Regions from separate parts of the Homo sapiens genome. Here all the other regions are linked to region 3. Evidence: chromatin contacts called from ENCODE Hi-C or POLR2A ChIA-PET data. All regions are on one chromosome and are shown on one strand. Each heading gives the region's core, a stretch centred on a gene start or an enhancer-like site at or near the end of the contact. The rest is flanking DNA. Distances are from core to core; before and after follow the strand shown. Region 1 overlaps LOC124904939 (a long non-coding RNA gene). Region 2 has its middle 66 kb from the start of CIMIP1. Region 3 holds the start of NKILA (NF-kappaB interacting lncRNA). Region 4 has its middle 38 kb from the start of CIMIP1. Region 5 has its middle 22 kb from the start of LINC01742. Region 6 has its middle 57 kb from the start of RBM38-AS1.

Region 1 (4,207 bases), core at 1,059-3,558, 280 kb before region 3:
GCCTGGCTAATTTTTTAAAAACGTTTTTTTTTTCTCGAGACGGGGTCTCCCTATGTCACCCAGGCTGGTCTCAAACTCCTGGGCTCAAGTGATCCTCCTGCCTCAGCCTCCCAAAGAGCTGGCATAAGCCACTGTGCCTGGCCTAATTTACAAACTTAAAAGAGCAAATTTTGTGGAATATGAATTACATACTATTTTAAAACACAAGAGGACATCAGGCAAACCCGAACTGAGGCACACTTTGCAAAATACGTAATACTCTTCACTATGTCAAGGTCACAAAAGACAAAGAAAGCCCAGGGAAAGGCCCCTGGGTGGTTGCAGTGTGACGTGAGATCCTGGAGCAGAAAGTGGACATCAGGAAGAAGCTGTGAGTCCTGAACGTGACCTATGGTCTGATTCATATTATTGCATCGGCCGGGCACAGTGGCTCACGCCTGTAATCCCAGCACTTTGGGAGGCCGAGGCAGGTGGATCATCTGAAGCCAGGAGTTCAAGATCAGCCTGGCCAACATAGTAACACCCCGTCTCTACTGAAAATACAAAAAATTAGGCAGGCGTGGTGGCACGTGCCTGTAATCCCAGCTACTCGGGAAGCTGAGGCAGGAGAATCACTTGAACCTGGGAGGTGAAGGCTGCAGTGAGATGAGATTGCACCACTGCACTCCAGCCTGGGTGACAAAGCAAGACTTGGTCTCAAAAAAAAAAAAAAAATTATTGCATCAATGTGAATGCCTTAGTGTTGCTGATTGTCCTGTGGTTTTGTAAAATGCTAATAGGAAAGAAGCTGGGTGAAGGGCGTATGGGAACTCTCTGCACTTACTCTCTTTGCACCTTTTCTTTCTTTCTGGAGATGGTGGTCCTGGCTTGCCAGGGTCAAGCTCAGGGCTTGAGTGGGATTACAGGCATAAGCCACGGCGCCTGGCCTCACCTGCCTATTTATGATTACAGCAATTTGCAGGACCATAGTTTTGTGTGCACCAGTGAAACAGCTCACATGAGAATGATCTGCGCTGTGCACAGTGCTTCGATTTTGTGTTTTCCACTGATGACATGTTGAGGTCCAGGGAGGAGGGGTATAGGTGAGGCCCATTCTTGGAAGAGCAGCCCCCACCCACCCCAGGGCTCAGCCCTGTCACACCCGTCCCCCGAGGACTGGCATTTGGGCATCATCACCTTTTTACTACTTTCATCACCTTCTTCAAACGGGCCATCCGTGGAACTGCAGCAGGGCAGCGGGTCGGGGGTGGGGGAAGCGTGGGCCTGGGCTGGGGGTGGGCTTGGGGGCTGTGCACTGCTCTGTAGGCTCCCCGAGGCTCCTCTGATAGAAATCATCCTATCAGGATGCATGATCCAGGACAGTCACGCAGGGCTCAGAAGCCAGGACAGTCACTCAGGGCTCAGAAGCCAGGACAGTCACGCAGGGCTCGGAAGGGCCCTGCTCAGGGTTTCCTGCTCTGCTGTTACCATCTTGAAATTCTTCTTTCTTTTTTTTTTTCTGAGACAGAGTTCTCACTCTGTCACCCATGGGCATGATCTCCACTCACTGCAAACTCCGCCTCCCAGGTTCAAGTGATTCTCCTGTCTCAGCCTCCTGAGTAGCTGGGATTACAGGCGTGCACCACATTCCTGGCTAATTTTTGTATTTTTAGTAGAGACAGGGTCTCACCATGTTGGTCAGGCTGGTCTTGAACTCCTGACCTCAAGCGATCCGCCTGCCTCGGCCTCCTAAAGTGCTGGGATTATAGGCATGAGCCACTGCGCCCAGCCCATCTTGAAATTCCTGGTAATGTTTCAACAAGGGGCTCTGCGTTCATTTTGTCAAACTTCATGTGGACATCTGACAACAGCGAGCACCTTCGGAGCCCTGGTCATGTGCCAGCTCTGCCCTAGGCCAGCCACACACACTGCCTCCTTGAATCCTACTAGCCGTTCTGTTACAGGCATGGTCATCATCAACCCATTCTGCAGATAGGGAAACTGAGACTCAGAGAGCTCCTGATTCAGGCAATACCAGGTAACATCAGCTTTGAAAATCAAATCTGGCCAATCCCTTTTTTTTCAAACTGAGACCCAGAGCGGCTAGAGTTGGCTCAGGGACACGCAGCCCCTGTGTCTCACTGCAGGGTTCCCAGCCATTCCCCAGGGAGGAACAAGAGACCATCTGCCCCCCGGGTGCTTTCTCCGGGCCTTTTTGGAAGGCCCCATTGGCTGGGTTCATTTTGCCACATTTCCTTTCTTCCTGGCTGGTGGGGAGGACTGTCTCAATGAGGGGTGAACAAACCCCGGTTTTAATCAGAGCAGCCACTTCCTCTCACCAGAGAAGAAACCCGCCCTCTCACAACCCACTTTCTATATTTAGACCCAGGGCCTCGCCTTGAGCTGGGCCAGGGCTGGGTGTGGCGGGGCCTGCGGCTGCTTCCGGCTCTCGGGAAGGAAGTTTCCACCTGTTTCCCAAGAGCCAGAGACACGAAGCCTGCAGGTCCTAGGCTGAGTGCAGGATTCTTGAGCCCACAGGGGCCCATAGGACAGTAGTTCCAGCCTCCCCCTCTGCAGCTCCACAGCCATGTGGGGGACAAGGCCCATTTCCAGGACAAGAGAAGCCCACTCCCATTTCATTCATTCCTTCAGGGACCTGGTGTTTTCTGGGTGCCTCCCACAACCCAGGTGCCGTTCTAGACTCTGGGGATACGGCAGGGAACAAGACAGGCCCCTGCCTTCACGGAGCTGACAGTCTAATGGGAATGACAGAAGTAAATACAATAAAAATAAACTAATAAAACAGAAACCGGATATAACTAAGGAAAGGTAATGAAGGCATAAATCAGGCAGATGGACCAAGAGGCGTAGTAGAGTGGGCAACACCAGGGGCGGGGTCCCAGGGCCTCTGCAGGCCCCTGGGGTGTGGAAGGGCCTGGAATGCAGCGACAGACTGAACAGGGCTTAAGGCAGAGAGGACAGAGCGTGCTGATGTCACAGCCAGGGCTCTTGTGCCTGGTGTGGGAGCCAGTCAAGCTGGAGACAGGGGTGAGGTCAGGCCCTGCAGGGCCCGGGCACTAAGGCAGAGGTGTGGATCTCAAATACCAAGAGAAACCACCCAGCGCTTTTGAACCTAGCGTGACATGCATCACGAGCTGTGTGGTTTTTTTAAAGCTCACCCCTACTGTGATGTCAAGAAAGGGAGGCAAGGGGCCAGGGGAGGGAGTCCAGGCCAGTTGGAGGGGGTCCAGGCCAGCATGAAGGGGGTTCAGGCCAGTGTTGAGAGGGTCTAGGCCAGTGTAGAGGGGGTCCAGGCCAGCGTGGAGGGGTGGTACCCCAATAGTCTAGGGCACTGGCTCTCCACTGGGGCCATTCTGCTCCTCAGGGGATGTTGGGCAATGTCTAGAGACATTTTTTCTTGTCATAGTGGTGGTGTGCTACAGGCACCTGATAGGCAGAGGCCAGGGGTGCTGCCAAGCATCCTGCCATGTCCCCACAGCGGAGAAAGATCTGGCCCCAAATGTCAAAGGGGTGGCGGTTGAGAAAGCCCGGCCTAGCGGGAGGAGGTGGTGGCGAGCAGGGCGACAGTGGTGGAGGAAAGTGATGTGCCCCGTTCTGGGATCCAGGGTGCATGGAGCATGGATGAGGAGTCACTTGGCATTCTGCTCTGAGTATTTAAGAGTGACCCATGAGAGCTGTAAACTCAAGTCTCAAGTGTGGGTGACCTCCAACACCCAGGCAAGGGTTCGCCTAGCATGAGCTCCGCTGCCGAGCGCAGTGTCTGCAGGACTATTCTGCACACATCTTTGGCAGTGCCCCCATGTGGTGGCAAGATGCCCCGGCATCAGTGACCTTCGGCAGTCAACCCCCAGCAGTGGGTTAAGGAAGACTTCGGTGTCCTTGGAAGATTGAAAACGAGAGAGGACTCGAGAAGGGGGTTCTGGGCTTCTTGCTAATAGAGAATCTGGGTACCTGAGTGATTAAGGAGCAAAGGGACACAGTCATCTGGGGATCATAAATTGATGGAGTGGCTTATTCTGACTTCATTAGGAGTTCCCAGGAGAGCCAGGGAAAGGGGAGGAGGATTGCTGGGTTCAGGAAAGGCACCTGTCACACGCGTGCCTCACTGACTTGCTCGTTGCTCCAAGAACATAGTCAATGCTCCCTCTTCTTTGCATCTCCAGCTTCAGTGCTCTTCAGTTTGTCAGGCGCCTGCAGTCCCAACCCT
Region 2 (4,086 bases), core at 1,027-3,526, 370 kb after region 3:
GCTATAACTGTAACATACACCGGATTTCAAAGACAGACAGAAAATATAAACTATGTTATCAATAATCTTTAAATTATTATATATTGATATGACAATATTTTGGATATAGATAAATTTTAAAAGTTAATTTCACCTGTTTCTAATTTTTTTGTCATGGATATTAGAAAATGCAGAATTATATGGTGGCTCACATTATATTCCTATTGAACCATGCAGAATTAGACTTTCTTTTCAGAGAAACTGAAGCTTGCAAAAAGATGCTCTTCTTTCCTTTGATTCTTCATTTCCATGCATCCAAGTCCATTTTAATAAAGCTTACAAAATGATGACCAAATCTATCAGCAAATTTGATTTCATCCATGTTAAGTGTAAAAAAAGGTACTCATTGTTGGCATAGAAAAACTCAGAAATTACACAAAACGTTCAATTATTGGCCCCCCTTTAAAAAGTCAGGTCTGACCAGCTTGGGCCCGTATTTCCAAGTAGTGATACCTGCCCAGGGCCCATCTGCCCCTCCCTTGCCCAATGTGGTTGTTTGCAAGCCAGTTTATCACAGTTGAGTGTTCAGAGTCAATTTTCCATATTTATAACATTAGAGAAAGTCATCTATGATCTCCCTAGATTTTTAAATATTTTCTTGTCATTTTAAAAATATTATGCATACTTGTGATGGTAAATCTTTTCTCATTTTTTATGATGCAAATATTTGTTTTATTCTTTTTATTGTACAAACGTATGAGGTGGTTGTCTATTTTATTTGTCTTTTGAAATAAGCAACTATTTTGTGTTTGTTTGCTTAGAGACAGTCTCACTATGTTGTTTAGGCTGGCCTTGAAGTTCTGGGCACAAACAATCCTTCTGCTTCAGTCTCTCAAGTAGGTGGGACTATGTGCACTCACCACCCTGCTCGGCTTCTGAAATAATCAACTCTTTATTTTACTTATCAACTTTACTATTTTTCCTAATAAATTTCTGCTTTACTCTCTAATAATACAACTTTCTGTTTTCTGCTTTATTTATAGTGTTTTCTATACTCTTTAGTTTAATTATTAGTCATTCATAGCCCCTCATTCTTAACAATAAAAGAATTTTGGGATATAGATTTTCCTCTGAATATGGCTTTGGCTACATCCAAGATGTTGCTGTAATATATCAATATTTGATAAATAATATTGATATAAAATTTAAGTTTCTATTTTCTCCTTGATTTAAAAATTATTTAGAAGAGTATGCTTTAAAATTTCCCAGTGAAATTATCAATTTGTTAGAGAAAGGACAGTGGTGAATTCATACAAAGGAGCACTATGCAGCAATAAACAATGGGACTGATATACACAACAGCATATGTGAATGTCGCCAACACTATATTGAGTAAAGGAAGCTGACACAATAGACTACAGGCCATATAATTCCATCTGTGAAAGATTCAAGAGCAGACAAAGCTAATCTATAGTGACTGCAGTCGGAATAGTACAGCGGTTGCCTCTTGGAAGGAGGCATTAGCTGCGAAGCAGTGCATGGGAAGCTTCAGGAGGTGTTCTGGGTGGCTGTACATGTGTAAAAATTCACTCAGGTGTATACTTAACACTGTGCACTTTACAGTACAGAAGATGTGCTTCCATTTTAAGAATCTAGTTTTCTTACAAATATCATAAAGCATTATTGGCAGAAAATTTGGCCCGTAAGTTACATCCTTTCCAGAATTTGTTAACATTCTCCTCTTGGCCAGAGTAATGGACTCTGTTGGTTCCTATTCAGCATCCTTCTCCCCTTCCTCCTTCCCCTCCCACCCCTGACACTACTCCAGATCCCCTCCCTCCACACAGCCCGTGGGGAAGCGGAGCCTGCCCCAGCTCCCCGGGTGGGACTTGAGTGGTCTTGGTCAATCATGACGATTCGATCTGTCTTGCCCATGGCTTCCAGGTGAAACCAATCTGTGCATTGTCTTGGGCAACTCTTCTTGATTCAAGGGTGGGCGTTTGATATCAGTAACCCAATCTGACTAAAGAGAAGGACTTTTATTGCATGGTTGAAGAAATTCCTTTTTTTCTTCCAGTGGAAGAAAACAAGGGAGGCCCTGTCTCAGTTGCTCCACCTCACCACAGCCAGCCTTAAGAGAGAGGCCGAGGGCCCCTGCTGGTGCCCACCCTGGTGCCCACCCTCCCTTGACCTCCTGGACATGGGTTTCTACATTTCCCCATGACTTAAACTGCCTGAGTCAGAGTTTCTGTTTGTGGCAGTAAATAATCTACTTGTGAGCCAAGAACACGACTAATATCAAAAATGTTCCGTGCGCCCAGGAGAAGAATGGGGCTGTTTCTTTGGAACAGAGTTGTATTGACATTTCATAAATCAAGCTTGTTCATTGTGTTGCCCACATTCCTTATCTGCTTATTTGTCCACGTGACCTATCCAATTATGAGAGGGGAAAGTCAAAGTCTATTGCTATGATTGGGGCTTTGTCGAGATGGTGCATTATAGTCTTTGCGCCCAGTGAAACATTTGGCCGATTAAGATTTGGGCCCGCTATGTCTGCTTGGTGGATTATAGATTTTGTCAGTAGAAAGTATTCCTCGGCTTACCATTTCCTGCCTGTGGCCTTCAGTTTTGCTTAATCTCATTGTCACATTTCATCCCTGCTTTCGGCTCCCCTCATGTTGTCCCACTTACCAGAGCTCCTTTCTTTATTATGAACCTTTCTGGGTCAGGTTATTTGGGCTGTGTCTTGTGAACGGTTTAGAGTTGGCTTTTGCTTTTTAAGTCAAATCTGAGAGACTATATCTCCACCTGTTTGATAATATATGTTTACCATCTTTTTTTTATTATTTTTTTCCTTTTTTAAAATTGCATTGAAGTTAGTTTTCATTTTCTCCCATTTTCCTCCTGGACATTGGCAGTTTGATCGCCGCTGGCCTTTAAAACTTTACCAAACGTATCTAAATCTATGGTTCTCTGTTGCTATCAAAAAGTTTTGAAGATTTATTTCTTTCGTACTGTCCCCTAAGGCAAGCCCTCTGGAAGCTTCCCAAGAAAATCGTTTAAAAATGGCCCCCTCCTCTCCAGATTGTCAATTCCTACCCTCTTCCCTGATTTACTTTCTCAAAAAAACTTATGGCCAACTGGCCTGCTGTAGGTTACCTTATTTTTTCTTGTTGTTCTTTAAAATTTTTTTTATTTTTCTAGATTTAGGGGCTACAAGTGCGATTGTTACATGGATATAATAATGCACAGTGGTGACATCTGGGCTTTTCATGTACCACACCCAAATAGGCACCCCACAGGTAATTTTTCATCCCTCATCCATTCCCCACTCGTCCACACTCCCCAGTCTCCAGTGTCCATTATTCTGCTCCATATGTCTGTGTGCACACATCGCTTAGCTCCCACTTATAACTGAGAACATGTGGTTTTTGACTTTCTGCTTCCAAGTCATCTCACATTGAATAATGGCCTCCAGTTCCATCCACGTTTCTACAAAAGACATGATTTCTCTATTTTTTATTCAATTGCCTTATTTTGTTTGCTTTCTCTCCACACTAGCTCCATGAGGGTGAGAATATCTATTTTTTTCAGAGCCTGTTATAGCCCCAGGGCCCGGCATAATGCCTAGCACATAGTAGGTGTTTTATAAGCATATGTTGAATAACTGAATGCCTTTTCTTCTCTCTTCCCAGGTTATAAGCCATGTGGAATTTCAATCTCAAGATATTAATAATTTTTTATTTGTTTATGTAACTTATAGAACAAGCTACAAGGTCAGTACAAGCACTATAACCATTTGGTAGATGAGAAAACTTAAACTTAAAAAGGTTACATCATTTCAAGATGGCATAGCTTAGAAATGACCAGGGTGAGACTTGAACTCACATCTGCCCAATAGTAAAGTTTGCCTTCTTACCCTCCGTGTCTGGATCACACATACACCTGGCATTGTAAATGCTTTCTTGGCATTACCTCCCAGCTCAGGTGGGGAAAACACGGGGTGAGGCCCGTGAAACCATCCTGACCGATGCTACCCCTTCCTCAGAGTCCAACTCGAATGCCTCCTCCTCAGCGATACTGCTTCAGGTCCCGTCGGTGAGAATA
Region 3 (4,021 bases), core at 935-3,434:
AGGTGGGGTAGGGGGAGAGCTTTCCATTCCAGGCTGGGAGGGAGTGTGGAGAGGTGGATGGATGGAAGGACCCACCACCAAAGCCCGGCCAGCCTGGTTATTTTTACCACTTGAAGCTCACTGTATAGGCTCAGGGGCCACAAACTGGCAGCCGCCTGCGGACACTTGCTTATGAGCCGCCCAGACACTGCCTTCATTCCACAGCGGCTGCTTCTCAGCTCCGGGCCCCAGCTAGGGGCAGCCTGGCCCCCAGCAGGGAAGGACTGTGTGCCCCTTCACCTGGCGTGCTTCTTCAGGGTGGGGATGGGGAAACTAAAGCTCAGGGAAGCAAAAGGTCCCCGAAAAGGTGGGCTGGGGGACAAGGTGTAGGCTAGAAGCTAGAAGCCAGAACCCGGGAGGTAGTGGTTCAATTCTCCACTCAACCAAATGTCCACCTAGGTGGGCTGTGTGTGCAGGAGGTAGAGACTTACTTATCTGAACTTTTGGGTGCCCAGGCGGCTGCGTTAGCGACAAGGTTCAAAACCCCACTCCCCACCGTTGGTCCACTGATCCCTTATTTAGGGCCAGGCAGTCCCAAACACAAACAGCCCCAAACTTTGACTCCTTTGTAACCATGGTCTCAGCCAGACTGAACCAAGCTGTCCAGACAGAGGCTATTTATAGGTGCGTCGGGGACACAGACACTGGCACAATGACACACACACATTCAAGATCCACGCTGGGCCAGACGGGCCAGAGCTGAGCCCTGGATTCAGACACCTGGACACACACGGTCCCCAGATCCGGCCCAACCAGACCAGACCCCCAGAAAGATGGACACGCTCAAGAAAGGCACCCCGGCCCGGACACGGGAAAGACACACAGAGAGAGGCAGGAAGACTCGGTGACACGCACTCTTGGGCAAGACCGCGACTCAGACCCCCAGACACCCCGAGAGACGCCGAAGACCCAGACAGAGCCACGCAGCCACGCACACTCCACAGACGCACGGACATCCACTCAGAGCCCGAGACACAGCGCCGCGAACACTCCAGACACACGCCCGGAGCCCCAGACACCTCGCAGACCAGACAGTGTCTCACACGCCCCTCCACCCCCGCCCAAAGTTGATAAAGAGCCGGCCTAAATGCTCCATCGCGACTGCCCTCAGGGAAATAAAATGGAAACTTCACGGATCCGCCCGCCCCAACCCTCCCGCGCCGTGCGCCGCCGCTGAGCCCCGGGTCCGAGTCCGGGCGGGCGGGGCGCGGACAGCGGGGGCCGTGCCAGGCTCGCAGCGCCGCGGGACAAAGCCGGGCCGGCCGCCAGCTGCCGCGAGCCGGGAGGGCGCGCCCGGGGCGCGGCGGGCGCTGCCCGGGCGCAGGGCGTTCGGTCCGAGGGGGCGCGCAGGGCCCGGACCCCCGCTCGCAGCTGTGCCCCGACATAGGGTCCGAGCCCGATGGAGTCTCCGGGGAGGGGGGCGTGGGGTCACTCACTGATCTCCATGCTCTGGAACAAAGAGCGTTTGCAGTTGCACGTGCAGGAGACATTGGGCTGCCCGGCGGCGGCGGCGGCGGTGCTGTTGACCCCCATCAAGCGGTGCATGGACGGCGCGGCGGCGCGGCGCGGGGCGCGGGGGGCTCGGGGGCGGCCGGGGGGGGCTCCGGCCGGCGCCCGGAGCTGGGGCCCCGCATGCAGGAGGCGCGCGGCGGGGGAGGCGCGCCCCGGCTCGCCGGGCTCGGGTCGCCGCCAAGTTCCCGGGGCGCCGCGGGGCTCAGTGCGCGGGACCGCGCTCCGCTGCGCCCCCCCGGCCTCCCCTCGGCAGCCCCGGGGGCGTCGGCAGTGCCCGCGGGTGGCGTCCGGAAAATGGGCTGGCAGCGGGGCGCGCGCTGCCGCCGGGGCTGAGCCTCTGCCGCTAGCTTTCCCCAGCCGAGCGCCTCCGCCGCCGCCGCCGCCGCCGCCTCCTCCTCCTCATTCAAGTCCAAGGAGATCGGGTTTCGCTCCGAGACCGCGGTCGGAGGCAGGCAGACGGTCTGACGTCAGCGCTAGACGGGGCTGCCGGTTCCCACCGCGCGGGGGCCGGGGAGGGGGCGCGCGCTGCGCCAATCCCCGCCGAGGTTCCCCCGCACCCCCTCCCCGAGCCGGGGGGCGGGGTGACGGGAAACGGGGCGGGCTCTTAAAGGGCCAGAGCTAGGCGGCCCACGTAGACCCGGCACCCGCGCAACGGAGGAGGGGCGCTGTGCCCTCTCCCCAACGGCGGTCAGCTTGGAACGCCTGCCCGGCGCACGCCCGGGGCCGGGGAGCCGAACTCGGTGCCAGCCGCACCCGGGCGGGTTGCTGGTGCGCCCTCCCCTCGCCCCCGTCCCTGGGGTCCTTGACCCAGGCTCTTGGGGCTAGCCTATCTTCTGAGGAGCACAAGGTCCCTGGGGGCTCAGGGAAGAGAAATTGGAGAAAGGGGGAGGAAGCCCCCAAGATGGATCACCCATTGCCTGGTTTCGCAGGAGACTGTCCGCCTTCAGTTCTCCAGCAGCTCGGGGATCATGGCCCACTGAACCCCCAAGCGCTTTCACCCGAACCCAAGGAGGACGACCAGGAAAGACGGGAACTCGCGTAGACACGCCCGGAAGCCCTTGTCATGTAAATAGCTGTCGGGGACTGGTGTATTGTCGCCGCCCCAGCCGGCGGGACCTGGGGCGAATCCACACCCATTGTCTGCTGCCCAAGGGGCCTCCGGCTGGGGGGCGCGGCTGCGGAGTTCAAAAGGGGTATGAGCAGGAGGGGTGTACTTTTAGTTCATTAAGTTTTAATTACAGGAGTGCTACAAGAACACATTCTTCAGGTTTAAAAAGATATTAAAATATTACATAAGAGACCTCCCCTCCCTGGCCCACCTCCAGCCTCTTAAAAATTTAGTGTGTCGCCTTTTAGACACTTTCTCAAAGCTTCACTTATTTAACAGGCACTTAAGGAGCACCTACCTGTGCCAGAAACTCTCCAAATATTAACTCAACCTGACACCGACTCAGTGTGGCCGAATATTACTCTCCCCATTTTACAGAGCGGGCAGCTGGTCAAGGAAGTCGCTTGTTGAAAGTCACACAGTGGTGGAGCCTGTGTGCCAACCCAGGACCCTGGGGAGCTGCCTCCCCCTCTCCCACGTAGTCCTGATTCTTTAAGTGTCCACATATTCCTGTAATGCCTGGAGTTTCAGTAATTAGCAGGGACTTAGTGTGTTCAGAGAAAAAAAAAGCTTTTAAAAATTATTGTTACTGTGTTTGTAACAGTTTGGATAGAGAAGGAAAAGCTGGAATTTGGGAAGTGAAGGTGGCCTCGGGGTAGAACTTACCTAGACCAGAGCGAATTCATCCTGAAGAACTCAGAGAAAGCCGGTGCAGGAAGTGGGTTCCCGCTCTCCCTGCACAGGCACAGTGATGCTGCCAGAGCTCTCCCAGAAAGACCAGGAGGCTTGTTCTGGAGAAGTCAAGCCCAGGGATGTGGCTCAGGCTGGTCCAAGCTCTTTGGAGGAGTCCAAGCGTGCCCAGCCCAGAGGGAGGTTCAGAGGCACTGACCGTCTTCTGTTTGGGAGGAGAAGCTCACTCTTGGAGCCACAGCCAGCACTAGGTCAGGACCCAGGCCCCGGCCCAGGAGTGGGGCAATACCCAGCGTCTACCCCAGATGGCACCCTGCTGTGAACTGGGCGCCCTCAGCCCCTGCCTTGAGGAAGGGGCAATACCACCAGCGTGTCTTTTATCAGGGAAGATATTGCTGCAGTTTGGCCGCTGCAACTTAAGAGAAAAGCTAAGGGGTCCCCCAGCATCCCTTGGGGTGCCACTGCAAATACTGGCTGGGCCTGGAGATGACCTGGGTCCCATTCACTTCCTAGGGTGAAGGAGGTCATCATTACCACCCCTGCTTTCAGCCATTTCTTCATTCATTCAATCAACAAACTGGCTGAGCTGCAACCCTGAGCCGGGGAATTCAGCCACTCCAGACACAGCCCCTGCCCTCCGGGAAGTCTCGGGAGACCTGGCTAGTCTGGCTG
Region 4 (3,842 bases), core at 324-2,823, 400 kb after region 3:
GGTTCCCCTCCCTGAGAGGCATCTCCTGGGACATGTCCTAATCCTCACCTCAGAGTCTGCTGGGACAACACCTGCCCCAGATGCCACTGTAACCCTGGGCCTTGCATGGTGCCAGCACCTGGAAGATGCTGAGAAAACATTTGTTCAGTCAGTAAACATTTCCCAATACCACTTTTTTTTTTTTTTTTAGATGGAGTCTTGCTCTGTTGCCCAGGCTGGAGTACCATAGTATGATCTCAGCTCCCTCCAACCTCCACCTCCCTGGTTCAAGCAATTCTCCTGCCTCTGCCTCCCAAGTAGCTGGGATTACAGGCGTGCACCATCACGCCCAGCTAATTTTTGTATTTTTAGTAGAGATGGGGTTTCACCGTGTTGGCCAGGCTGGTCTTGAACTCCTGACCTCAGGTGATCCGCCTGCCTTGGCCTCCCAAAGTGCTGGGATTACAGGCGTGAGCCACCGGGCCCGACCCCAAAACCATCGTTGTCCCAACTGGCTGAGAGCCCCTGTTGCTACACATTCTGCCCCTCCCTAGATGAAACAGTACTATGTCAAAGCTGTGCTTGGGGCACTCCCTGGACTGTCAGTGTCCCCTGAGCGTTAATTGGAGTCAGGAAAAGTTACAGCCTCTTTGAGCACTACCTGAAGGGCACATCCTTTAGAGATAAACTAGCACAATATTTTCTCAGTGTTTCTCCAGTTTTGTTTTGTTTTGTTTTAACCACAATCTTCCCTTTTTCCCTCTTGCTTTTGATTTGGAGTGAAAGGCATGCACATGGTGGGGCCTAGAACCCAATCCAAACCCCAGCCCCCGGCTTCAAAGCAGGCATCAAACCCTTCAGCCTCTTTGTTGGCTGATAAATAGAAACTTCTGCCTCTCAAGACAAGCCCGAAATGAAGCGGAATCCTTGTTGCTAAGAAAAATGACACGTGAACGGCTCCCGTTTGAGCTCCCAGAACTGCCCCGGTTTCCCAGGGCTGGCTGCACGTCACGATGCTGGCGGAAGGAGACCGTGGGCTTGATTGACACCACAGCGCTAGCGGGAAATGGTTTCTAAACTTTTGCCCAGCTAGCGGCCTCTTTCCTGACCTCTTTATCCCCTTGAAAGCAAAATAGATCCTAGGAACTGAGATGGAGCTGAAGTTTATGAGTTAGTGTTTCCAGAGAGACAATCAAGACTGGGATTCCTTCTCCCAAGGTTGATTGGGTTACAGTTAAGAAAACGCCATCCACTGCAAACTCAATGGCCTCAGCGGCCAGGTTGGTGACGTCACAGTCAGTGGGTTAGACATGAGAGAAAACAGTAAATGGTGGCAAGCGGTGCAACTAGGAAGCTCAGGCCCCATCTAAAGTAGAAACCTCTGCCCAGCTCCAGATAATTGTTGCCACATGGAAATACAGCCCAGAACTGTCAGCTCTCTTGATTTTTCAATAGAAGTTAGATGGTTGTCTTCTAAGTTGCAATTTCTCAATGATGAGACCTATTCACATTTTTTAAAAAGCACTAGGCACGTGCCTGGCCCAATGAGTCTCAGACTCTTTTAAACAAAAGAGTTTCACCAGTGAGATTTGGAAAGCAGGCATTTGTCATCAGAGTAGCAGGTGTGGTTGTGCCTAGAGCTCCTTCTGCTTCCCCTTAATTCCAGGGTGGTGAATCAGAGTTATCTCAGTTATTGAAAATATGTATTTCAACAAACAGTGGCTTGACCAACTCGTCCTGGCTTGCCTGGGACTGTCCCAATTTTAAAACTTAAAATTCTGCCTCCTGGAGTCCTCCTCAGTCTCAGGAAAACCAGAATAGCTGGTCACCCTTAAGAAGGGATGCTTGGTGAGCCATTGAGTTGTGCCCCCTTGGGAGCTCATTAGCTGGAAGAGGAAATGAACCCTTTGTGAAATAACTGAAAATAGCAGTGGGGACTGTGCCTCTCAGAGTCAAAATCAAACATCACTTCTCAAGACCTTATCTCGTGAAACCTAAGATGAGCACAGCTGTGCTTTCAGACAAAGCCTGTCCAACTTCCCAGTTTACTACAGAGAGTTGCTGTGAGGGCCTGGATCCCTGAATGGCTGCGTGAAGCCGCACCCCTGCCACCACATACTGGGCGGTGATTGTGTTTGGCCTCTGAGATTTGGGGGTTTTCTGTCACAGCATTTGGACTCCCCTGACTGGCACGCTATTGGACCCTTAACTTTTTGGCCAGCATTGTCTAGCATGAGGCTGGTCTCCTTATCCTCCCCTAGGAATGTGGATATGGTGTTCAGGGCCTAGATGGTCTCTACTGGCTACTTGAAGGTATGTACAAAAGGCACCATGGAGTGGTCAGGTTCTCAGAGGAGAGGACAGAACTAGCGTGAGGGGTCAAATTGTGTCCCCCAAATTCCTATGTTGGAGCCCTAACCCCCAGTACCCTAGAATGTGACTGTATTGAGGGATAGAGTTTTACAGAGGTAATTAAGTTAAAATGAGTGCATATGTGTGGGCCCAAATTCAATATGACTGGGGGTCCACACAATAAGAGGAAATCTGCACACAGACACACACACAGAGGGGCAACTATGAAAGACACAGTGAGAAGACAGCCATCTACAAGCCAACGAGAGAAGCCTCAGAAGAAGGCAATTCTGCCGACTGCAAAAAGCAAGGAAATGAATTCTCCCCTAGAGCCTCCAGAAGAAGCACAGCCCTGCTGCCACCAGAACCGTAAGACAATACATTTATGTTGTTTTCAGCCACTCAGTTTGTAGTAATTCATTGTAACAGAAATAGGAAACTAACACAACTTTGAATAGTGTATTTTTCATACACCCCAGCCCTGAACTTGTTTAAATGTTTGCTTTCTTTTCCTCTCAACTATTAATACTGAAGCTGGGTCAATGAAGGAATGCACCTGAGTTTTGAACTCTGGTTGAGTTCCAAACAATAAGCAATTGATGGAAAGAACAATTGCACATACAGCCAAAGTTGTTGAAACCCTCGTGGACGTGTGAATTTTCAAAAGCAAATTGCCAACCCTCTCTCTGCTGCTTCGTGGTTTATTTGATGGAGTGTGTGTTTAGCCAGGCAGGGGTAGTGGGGAAAAACAAGGCTCTGTCCTAATGCTCCCACCAAAGTCATGGGCTGCTCAGGGACACCTACTTCAGCAGGGGCAGGGCACATGCAAGGGACTCCAACCCCAATGCCAGTGAAACAGCAAGAGAACTGTCAGCTTTGCCAATTGCGTATCCTCTGGGGTGTTTCTCATTTTAGTCTCACAACAGGTCTCATACCCTCCTCCCCTTAAGTGACATGGTGGGTTAGGAGAGTGGTGCTGCGGGAGAGACGCAGTGCTGCCAACACGGTGCTATGGCTGCAGTCACACGCCCCTCAGGCTGGAGAAAGCAGACAGCTGCACCCACGGGCTCACATGTGCCAGCTCCATCTGCGAGATCATTAAAATTGAGCCTTGGCAGAATCTGCAGAAAAACACATTTGTTTTCTTCGTAAAGAGGAAGAGTAAACTTTCCTGTCGTCCTCATAAGTTTCTGCAATTACTTTAATGTGCAAAGCGCCTTGTACAAAAGCAGGAAGCTGTTACCCGGACTAAGGCACCAGGATGCATGCTTCCGTTAAATTATACGTGAAATTACACGTTCTCTAGCGCTGGTGGCTTAGTCGCCGTTTAACAGTAATAAGACACACAATTCCAGTGCTCACAATGGTGTTCAGGGGCTTGGCAATTTGCTTCTCATGCTATCACGCATCTAGCCAAACCAGGTAGGCTCCAAGACAATCATTCAGACAAAACAGACTGTCTTGAAGATGAGGAGAGGTGTGGTCCTCACAAACCTGGAGTCACCAAGAAG
Region 5 (3,913 bases), core at 698-3,197, 320 kb after region 3:
CAACCACTGCACACAGCTAGGCACGCCAGCTGCTGCAAGACAGGCAGCTAAGGTTCTGGCACAGGCACCAGCTTATTGTGAGGCTGCGGCTAGACCAGGCATATTGCAAGCAGCTGCCACGCTGGCTCTGGGGAACATGGTGGCACCCAGAAGCTTGGAGGTGCCAGGAACCACACAGCCCCAAAGAGGGTGTCACAGCCCTGGCCCGGGGAGCTCCTAGGACTGGGCTCCCCAAAGGGCTGCAGCTCTCCTCTCCTTGTCTCTTCTCTCCTTCTCATCACCCACAACATGGTGAGCAAAGGGCATGTCTCAGCGCCACCATTCACCAGGTCCCAAGTCCTTGTCCTGTATCCAGGAAGAATGAGGTATGACGACAAGTAGAGGGTGAGCAGGACAAAGAGGTGATTTATTGAGCAGCAGAACAGCTCAGACAGAGGAGACCGACAGTGGATAGCTCCTCTCCACAGGCAGGGTCTCCTGAACGAGTGTCCAACTCTCAGCAGAGAGGAGACTCACAGTGGGTAGCTTCTCTCCACAGGCAGGGCGTCCTGACATCTCTTCTAGTCTGACTGAGTCTGGGCTTTTATGGGTTTCAGAAGGGAGGAAGTGCATACTAATTTGTCCATGGGTGGCCATGGGTGAGTCTGAGAAATGCACCAAAAGTTCTCATTCCAGTCCACAGAACTGGCAGCCCAGCCCCAAGTCTTCACCGGGGACCCACCCCTTTCCACCCAGAAGACTGTCTGCCTCCACCACCATCAACCTGCCATCCACAGTGCCCATGGTGCCCAAGCTGCTCATGCAGAGGGGTGCCCGCAGGCTGGCATTGAGCTGCCCTAAGCTCCCCCTTGGCCTCCCCTTGGCACCCAACGTCCAGAGGGGGCTGAGGGCAGCAGGGGGCTGGTGTGTCAGCACTGCCCCCAAGCACGTGCACACCCAGCTAGGTCGCAACAGCACCTGGGCTCAGCCTCAATTTTCCTCAGGGAGCAGGGAGAGGCCAGGCAATGGGAGCAGGTATTTCTGAGCCTACGGGGGGAGAGGGACTTCCTGGTCCCCTGAAAATGCAGAGATGCCTGAGTCCACAGCTGCAGCTGCGCCCAGGAGGGCAGGGCCCCCACCCCTCTCCAGCTCCCACTGACCCCTTGGAATGTGCAGCCCTGGCTGCGCCTCCCCTACTGCAGCCTGCGTCATGGCAGCAGCTGCTCCAGACGGGCCACCTCTGCCATCACCACCATGTACGGACTTTTTCTATAACACCAATGGTATTTGGGGGCTATTTGTTTTTACTTCCCTTCAAACCCATCCACGTGAGGACTGCAGTTGAGGTGCACTGCACTTTCTGCACTGCGTTCTGCTCAGAGATGATCTTCTTGGTCTTCGTGAACTTTGCCTCAAGCCACAGATGCTTTTTTTAAAGTGACTTACCTTTGCTTCACCAACAGAGAGCCCCATTAAGAGAGGCTCTGTGTCCTCTTTCTCTTGTTACTGTGGCCCTGACAGTCACATTAGGTGGCTGGATTCTGGCTTTTGTGCCCAGAAGAGAGCTTACCAGTTCAGTAATTTTGCAGTCTGTAGGGCATGGTAACCAAACATTTGAGGAGGCTCTGTGAATTTAGGGGCCTTTCCTGGAGGAGAGGCAGTTTCGGGGTGGCGTGGTGGACAGGCTTGTTGAATGCACCCTAGTTGATACCCCTTGAGGGACATTATCAAACACCCAACTTACAGATGGAGAAGATGAAGTTCAGACCAGTGGAGAAGCATTTGCCTAAAGTCCAAAGAGGAGTAGGTCACAAATCAGAGGACTGTGGTGAGGGAAGGGGGCGTTGGAGGGGGGCTGGTGGCCAAGGCTGCTCCTGGACCCTGTATGGTCGTGGGAAAGACACTCCACCCTGGGAATATGGTCAGCTGGACACGTTTGGCTGGGAAGCACTTTGAAGCTGGGCAGCATCCAACATGCTGGCCAGTCCCTGGGGCTCCCAAGGCTGGGGACACAGGCCTCCACTCTGACAAGCTGTTCAGAGCACTCCCCAAGCCTTTGTGTGGGAAGGGACAGCCCAGCAGCAGAGCAACTGGAGTGTAGATGAGAGAGGAAGAACCACATTCCAGAGATTTTATATTTTATATTGGGGTGTTCCACAAAGAAAGGGCCCTGGGGTCAAAGCAACCTGTCCCAAGGTTTTTCAGCAAATGTCCCATAAGCAGCAGTGGGGGCTGCTCCAAAGTAGATGTTCTGATCCCTGCTTTCTGCTCCGTGCAGGAAGCAGCACAGGGACTGTAGGCACATGAGGCTCAACCTGAATCCTGGCTCTGCCTGTTTTCCCGGCCTGTTTTCTAGCTAGGTGAGAAGGGAGTTTGGGAAGCCTGAGTTTCCTTTTAAAGTGGGAATATAACAGGCTGGGCATGTATGGCTCAGGCCTGTAATCCCAGTACTTCAGGAGGCTGAAGTGGGTGGATCGTCTGAGGTCAGGAATTTGAGACCAGCCTGGCCAACATGATGAAACCCCGTCTCTGCTGAAAATACAAAAATTAGCTGGGCATGGTGGCATGCACCTGTAATCCCAGCTACTAGGAAGGCTGATGCAGGAGAATCGTTTGAACCCAGGAGGTAGAGGTTGCAGTGAGCCGAGATCACAGCATTGCACTCCAGCCTGGGTGACAGAGCAAGACTCCATCTCAAAAAAAATAAAATAAAATAAAATAGGGATATAAGCCTGCCAATCTCAACGGATGACTGCAAGCTAATATATATAAAGAACTCAACATGCTTTAAAATCATAATGCATGCCATTGTCATTGCTGTCACATTACAGATGAAGAATTTGTGGCAAAGCAAGGACAAGTAACCAGCAAGAGAAATACACTTTGGCAAAATCTGATTCTAATGCTGCCTGTTCTCTTCCACTTGCCCCAAAAGAGGAGGGGAAATGACTCACCTAAGGACACACAGGAAATATGATGGGATTAGACTTGGACCCAGAGCCTTCTGACCCCAAACCCGCCACTCCATGGGGGGCTAATTCTGTTGTGGATAAAAAACGAGGGAGGGAAGGAGGTGGCCATAGAGGGGAAGTGGGCAGCCCACAGACCCCCAGAGAAGACATCCTTCATCCAGCTCTAGCCACTTGTTTCTGGGCAGAAATGTGGGCCCAGTGAGGTCACAGCTTAAAAGTTTTCCAGGAGAGATCAGCAATCTGGATTTTCAGGACATAACCTCACTTTTAAGGTTGACAACTAATTTGATGAAAATACATGCCACTTGCAGACTGACTGGCCCCAGCCCTCTGGTTTGAGTCCTCATCCCCTATCCTACACTGCTTAGGATCTAGCAAACCACATTCTCTCTATCTGTAGCTCACACCATCACATTTGAAGAGCCTTAGAGAAAGCCAACAAATTCCAGAAAATGCCTCTTACAAAAAGGCTGTTCATGCAGCAATTCTATTCATCCATTTGCCCACCCATCCATTCATCCACTCATCTATCCATCCATGCATCCATCCATCCATGCATCTGTCCATCTTCCCATCCATATACTCACCCATCCATCCATCTATACATACATACATCCAAGCACCCATGCATGCACACATTCATCTGTCTCTGCATCCATCCATCCGTGCATCTATCTATCCACCCATCCATACATCTACCACCCATCCATGCAGCAACCCAAAAATCCATCTATTTATTTCTCCATCCATCCATACATCTATCCATTCATGGAGCACAAAAAACACACCTATCATGTGGTAAGACTGGGAAAACTAAGGCCCAAGTTATGTATGGCACCTTGCTTCAAAAATGAGTGTGCTGTCTGCCTTGGATGTGATGCTTCCACCTCGTTGTGAGGAGGAAATTGGGAAAGAACATCAGATTCTCCTTTGATTTCAGTCTGACTAGGTTGAATCTCTTT
Region 6 (4,240 bases), core at 1,528-4,027, 260 kb before region 3:
CACCTCTGCCTCCCGAAGTGTTGGGATTACTGGTGTGAGCAACTGCGCCCGGCTGTAGGTCAGGTCTTTACAAGCATTTCATCCTCTTGCAGCAATCTGATGAAAGCATTTAGGGAGCCCAGGAAGGGAGGCAATGGCGATCTGGAAGGATGAGCTGCTTGTCCTAGGATATACAGCTATGAAGTTTTTAACCGAGGTCTGGTTGGATTAGGGAGGGGACCTCTGCCATGGGGCAGTCATGACAGGTGCGGGGCGCCATCGTCTCCTCCAAGGGTGAGGCGTCTCCTTGAGGTGGGGTTTACCCCATGGTTTCTGTTCTTGGGTGGCAGGGCCCTGAACTCCCGGGTGGGTGTTTCACCCTGGGAGGTGGCAGGGGTAGGGACAGGGTGTCTAAATCTCAGCAGAAACATCAGACGTGGCCACCAAGAATCAGCTAGATCATCCAGAGCAGCAGGCACAGCTTTAAGTGCACACGTCCACAGGCCTGGATGTTGTTTTAACATTTAATTTGGTCCAGCATCAGCCAGCTAAACCTGCTCCTTATCCTCGGCCTGGCTGGCAGCTGCCCTTCAGGGAGCTAAACCGACTCCTGCGAGTGAGCGGCCAGGCCTTTTCGGGAGCCTTCCAGGTGTAACTCTGGGGAGGGTCCACATACCTCAGTCACTCACCCACTTTTCACACCCATGCACACTTACCTGTGTACATTCACAGACACACTCACACACTACTTTTGTTTTTTTTTAGAGATGGGATCTCATCTCACTATGTTGCCAGGCTGGTCTCGAACATCTGGCCTCTAGTGATCCTCCCACCTTGGCCTCCCAAAGTCCTAGGATTTCAGGCGTAAGCCACTATGCCCAGCCACACTTCTACATGCATGCTGCTTCTTGCAATCTCACACACTCACACACACATGCACATGCCACTCCAGCACACCCACACATGCACACACACACACACCCCTCTCCTGAGCCACCCTGGGCCGCAACTCACCTGGCTTGAATTTTGCTTTCCTCAGTTGACCCTGGCCCTGCAGATTGAGAGGCTGCACAGAGTTGAGGCCGGAGACAAGAGACTTATTTTTCACCTGGCTCAGCCACCAGGTCTCTTGCTGTCTCTGGGCCTTATTCCCCTAACAAAAACAACAGTCCACATTTATTGAGGATGCTGCGGATACAGTCTTATCTAAGACTCACAGCAGGCTCGCGGGAAATGGAGGCTCGGGTAGGGAAAACAGCCTGTCCAAGGTCACTCAAGCAGTAACCAGAAGACCTAGGGTTTGAACCCTGACTGTGGAACTCTAGCTACTTTGCTGTACGATTTCCCAGCCCACTTCATTCTCCCAATGAGGGCATGCTGTTATAATCCCATTTCACAGGCAAGGAAGCTGAGGCTGGTAGCGTGCAATAGTGCCTCGCACTGGACTTCTCTCCCTCCCTTGCTCACAGTGGGTTTCTTCCTGCCCAGGGCCCTGGCCCGCTTTTTTCTCTCTGCCTCCCTACTTTGCCAAGTTCATTTCTCTTCTTCCTCTTGGTCTTACCCCAAATGCCATTTCTTCAGGAAGGCTTCTCTTACCCCCAAACTAGACCATACTCTCGCTTGAGGCTTTGACTGTGTGTTTTCTGTTTGCTAGTATCACACGTGACCCCCAGTGCCATGGCCTGAAGTACCTCTTGATTAGTTCACCTGCTCCTTAAGTCAGGCGTCTGGGTGGGCTCCACTGACCCTCTGTCCAGGGTCTCAGTGAGCCCAAGTCAAGGTGTCAGCAGACTGTGCCCCTTTCTGGAAGCTCAAAGGAGCACCTGTTTCCCGCTCATTGGGGTGGTTGGCAGGATTCAGGTCCTCGGTTCCTCCCTTTCCAAGGCAGCAGCCTCGGGGTGAGTCTTCCCTCTGCCGCCCCTCTTCCCATTCCCTCTTGCACTTTGAAGGGTTCCTGTGAGGACACTGGGCCCTCTCCAATGGTCCAGGATGATCTCCCCATCTCCAGGCCAGCTGATTCACAACCTCTGTTCCATCTGCTGCCCAAATTCCCCTTCGCCGAGCAGCCTAGAGTAGTTACAGGTTCTAAGACTGGGGTGAGGGCATTATTCTGCCCACCACACTTCCCTTGCTCTTTCCTGCCGCCTGTTTTTACTAAATGTGTCATTATATATTTGTGTGCGGGATTATTTGTTTTCTCTCTGTCTCCCTCCCATAAATATCATCTGCATGACTCAGGTTGGGTACATAGTGCCCGTACACAGGAGGCACCGAGTACAAATTCCCTGAACAGGTGGCAGCACTGGGGTCTGAACCTGCACCTCCATGTCATTCTTCACCAACAAAGTAGTTTGGATGCTCACTTTCTCCCCTGCCCCCCATCAGGTCGGCTGTGTCCAGTTGCACAGGCTGTAAACTGCACAACTCCAGGGCACTATTCACAGCTTAGTCTCTGTGATCCTCGCAGTTGGGTGGGATCCCTCAGGACCTGTAGGCTGAAGCTCTGCTCCTGAACCTGAGCCTGTGTTCTAAATCTGGAGCCTGTGTTTATAACATTGGCTGCTCCTAGAATCATCCAGAGGGCTTTAAAAAACCCTCCTGCCCAGGTCATGCTGCAGACCAACTGTGCCAGAATCCCTAGGGTGGCACTCGACACCCCAAGTGACTCGGAAGTGCAGCTGAGGTGCAAGCCTCCCTCCAGCAGGGATGCAGAGATAATTATGTAATAGAGGAAGAGCCCCCCCGCTCCCCACCCCGCACCCCCGTATACTTTGCATAACCGAGGCTGGGCAGCTTCCTCTCCCACAAGCCTGTTTCTTCACTCTGTGTGGCTGCAGCCTGGCTCTCTGGCTTCCTGTGGCCGATAAGCCGTCCTGCATCATTTACGACGCTGGGCCAACATCTGGCTGCCAGTGTGGTCACCAGTCCTGCTCCAGTGAGGGGGGGCAGTCATCTCTCCCGGTGACAAACTGCCTGCCCAGAGTGGCCTGAGGAGAGGGAGAGCAAAACCACATCATCGAGCCCCTTGCTCGGGACTCACTGGAGGGTTGCTGGATCCTAAGTTTTACTTGGCTTTGGGAAATTTGCTGGCACATTAGTTGCGAATATTTTGCTCTGAGGGTCTGAGTGCAGTCTTCGAGGTCTCAGCATCTTGCTTCTAGGGCAGGTGATGAAGTGCACTGGAGGCTGGGGCATGGCCGGGTGAGCTGAGGTGCTGGGAGCAGCAGGGACCATCTGGGGCAAACTGCTGCCAACACACTGGGTTTCTAGGGTGGACCCGGCCTGAGAAAGGACGGAGGGGGTGGCTTGGAGGGGCCCGGAGAGCGTGCAGGCCACAGATGGCACTGTGTCTGCACACTTCACCTTCTGTGAGAAATACTCATGACCCTCTTGCTCTGTCGAGCCCCGGCCGGGAGGTGTGTGGTTGCAGCCGCTTGGTCACGTCCCCTCATGTGGAAGGTACAGTCCCTATGGGCACACAAGCCCAGGGCTGGGCCCAGCACCCGCAGCTAGCCAGCCCCGGAGCCCCCCGAAGGAGTCCCCCAGGCCAGCACTCCTCACCTCTGGGCATCCACCTCCCCCTTTCCCAGAGGGCTGTGTATCTTTGGCCTCCTGTCTGGGGGCCTCGGCATTCCTTTTCTTTCTCTTTCCTCCTCAGTGAAGCTGGCAGTGGGGTGGAGACAATTCAGGTCTGACTGCCTCAGCAGCAAAGAAGGGGGGATGGCAGCTCATCCCAGGCAGACCCCGAAGGTGAAACATCCGCATGGCACACCAGTGCACTTGTGGCTATTGCAGCCCCATAGTCAAAACTCCGGGATGTCACCATGCTGAGGGCTCTGTCACATCCCCTGCTCTGGCTTGGCCAAGCTCCAGATGGGGACAATCACATGCCTCGCCTTGCCCCAAGAAAGAGAAGGAGATAATGGAAGACCACCCTTCTCCATGGTGCCACGTGGTGATGCTTGCTCTTGCTTACTGAGCACTCACGGGGGACCATTCTCAGCCTGGCTGCGTATGAGTGTATTCAGTTCTCACAACAGCCCTGCAGCCACGTAAATCCTCTTTGTACCCATCTTGTAGATAAGAACACCAAGGCACAGAGAGGTCAGGTAACCAGCCCGGGCCCGCACAGCCCATGGGGACAGTGCTGGTGTTGGGATGCAGGCCTGACCTCCCCAGGCACCCCGAGTCCTGCTGCCCCTTAGAAGGAGGCCCAGGAGCCTTGTCTTTGCGGGGCTATGAGAGGGGATGCTGCTGTTCC

Evidence for each region. Hi-C counts contacts between places; a loop is a spot of excess contacts on that map. ChIA-PET counts read pairs that join two places held with the same protein, here RNA polymerase II (POLR2A). Pooled maps may share reads with other maps.
Region 1: a loop to region 3 is called in a pooled map of gastrocnemius medialis, with 4 times the contacts of the local background. The contact joins the enhancer-like site here to the promoter of NKILA in region 3. A Hi-C loop is called at or near these places in 2 of 168 maps with a recorded cell type or tissue (ascending aorta and posterior vena cava) and 10 of 50 pooled maps. POLR2A ChIA-PET finds 5 or more read pairs at or near these places in 2 of 52 experiments (PC-3 and activated B cell).
Region 2: a map of PC-9 shows a loop between it and region 3 (10-fold over the local background). The contact joins the enhancer-like site here to the promoter of NKILA in region 3. A Hi-C loop is called at or near these places in 6 of 168 maps with a recorded cell type or tissue (Calu3, PC-9, Right ventricle myocardium inferior and 3 more) and 10 of 50 pooled maps. POLR2A ChIA-PET finds 5 or more read pairs at or near these places in 3 of 52 experiments (PC-3, SK-N-SH and WTC11).
Region 4: a map of ascending aorta shows a loop between it and region 3 (5-fold over the local background). The contact joins the enhancer-like site here to the promoter of NKILA in region 3. A Hi-C loop is called at or near these places in 1 of 168 maps with a recorded cell type or tissue (ascending aorta) and 3 of 50 pooled maps. POLR2A ChIA-PET finds 5 or more read pairs at or near these places in 5 of 52 experiments (A549, MCF 10A, PC-3 and 2 more).
Region 5: a pooled map shows a loop between it and region 3 (1.8-fold over the local background). The contact joins the enhancer-like site here to the promoter of NKILA in region 3. A Hi-C loop is called at or near these places in 5 of 168 maps with a recorded cell type or tissue (Calu3, PC-9, chondrocyte and 2 more) and 12 of 50 pooled maps. POLR2A ChIA-PET finds 5 or more read pairs at or near these places in 3 of 52 experiments (A549, RWPE1 and SK-N-SH).
Region 6: a loop to region 3 is called in a map of ascending aorta, with 2.7 times the contacts of the local background. The contact joins the enhancer-like site here to the promoter of NKILA in region 3. A Hi-C loop is called at or near these places in 2 of 168 maps with a recorded cell type or tissue (ascending aorta and gastrocnemius medialis) and 7 of 50 pooled maps. POLR2A ChIA-PET finds 5 or more read pairs at or near these places in 2 of 52 experiments (B cell and activated B cell).

What each region holds. Positions count from the first base shown.
Region 1 is chr20:57,430,748-57,434,954 of GRCh38, forward strand. LOC124904939 (a long non-coding RNA gene) reads right to left here. Exons shown (of 2, transcript XR_007067672.1): 2 at 3,914-4,207. Among named protein-coding and RNA genes, the nearest start is that of RBM38-AS1, 40 kb to the left of the region's middle. RefSeq lists enhancers at 1,994-2,043, 2,905-2,984. Within about 2 kb of position 2,309, at least 16 of the 41 ENCODE cell types and tissues checked have a DNase peak (open chromatin) inside an H3K27ac peak, as active enhancers do.
Region 2 is chr20:58,082,900-58,086,985 of GRCh38, forward strand. No RefSeq gene overlaps it. Among named protein-coding and RNA genes, the nearest start is that of CIMIP1, 66 kb to the right of the region's middle. Within about 2 kb of position 2,277, at least 5 of the 41 ENCODE cell types and tissues checked have a DNase peak (open chromatin) inside an H3K27ac peak, as active enhancers do; they include PC-3 and PC-9, where a contact is called at or near this core.
Region 3 is chr20:57,707,999-57,712,019 of GRCh38, forward strand. It overlaps NKILA (NF-kappaB interacting lncRNA), which reads left to right and starts at 2,185. Exons shown (of 1, transcript NR_131157.1): 1 at 2,185-4,021. It overlaps PMEPA1 (prostate transmembrane protein, androgen induced 1), which reads right to left and starts at 2,017. Exons shown (of 4, transcript NM_020182.5): 1 at 1,476-2,017. The coding sequence starts at 1,584. RefSeq lists an enhancer at 399-1,010 and silencers at 1,849-2,278, 2,299-2,418.
Region 4 is chr20:58,110,563-58,114,404 of GRCh38, forward strand. No RefSeq gene overlaps it. Among named protein-coding and RNA genes, the nearest start is that of CIMIP1, 38 kb to the right of the region's middle. Within about 2 kb of position 1,574, at least 4 of the 41 ENCODE cell types and tissues checked have a DNase peak (open chromatin) inside an H3K27ac peak, as active enhancers do; they include PC-3 and PC-9, where a contact is called at or near this core.
Region 5 is chr20:58,023,490-58,027,402 of GRCh38, forward strand. No RefSeq gene overlaps it. Among named protein-coding and RNA genes, the nearest start is that of LINC01742, 22 kb to the left of the region's middle. Within about 2 kb of position 1,948, at least 5 of the 41 ENCODE cell types and tissues checked have a DNase peak (open chromatin) inside an H3K27ac peak, as active enhancers do.
Region 6 is chr20:57,447,779-57,452,018 of GRCh38, forward strand. No RefSeq gene overlaps it. Among named protein-coding and RNA genes, the nearest start is that of RBM38-AS1, 57 kb to the left of the region's middle. RefSeq lists enhancers at 2,909-3,198, 3,703-4,202, 4,155-4,240. Within about 2 kb of position 2,778, at least 9 of the 41 ENCODE cell types and tissues checked have a DNase peak (open chromatin) inside an H3K27ac peak, as active enhancers do; they include gastrocnemius medialis, where a contact is called at or near this core.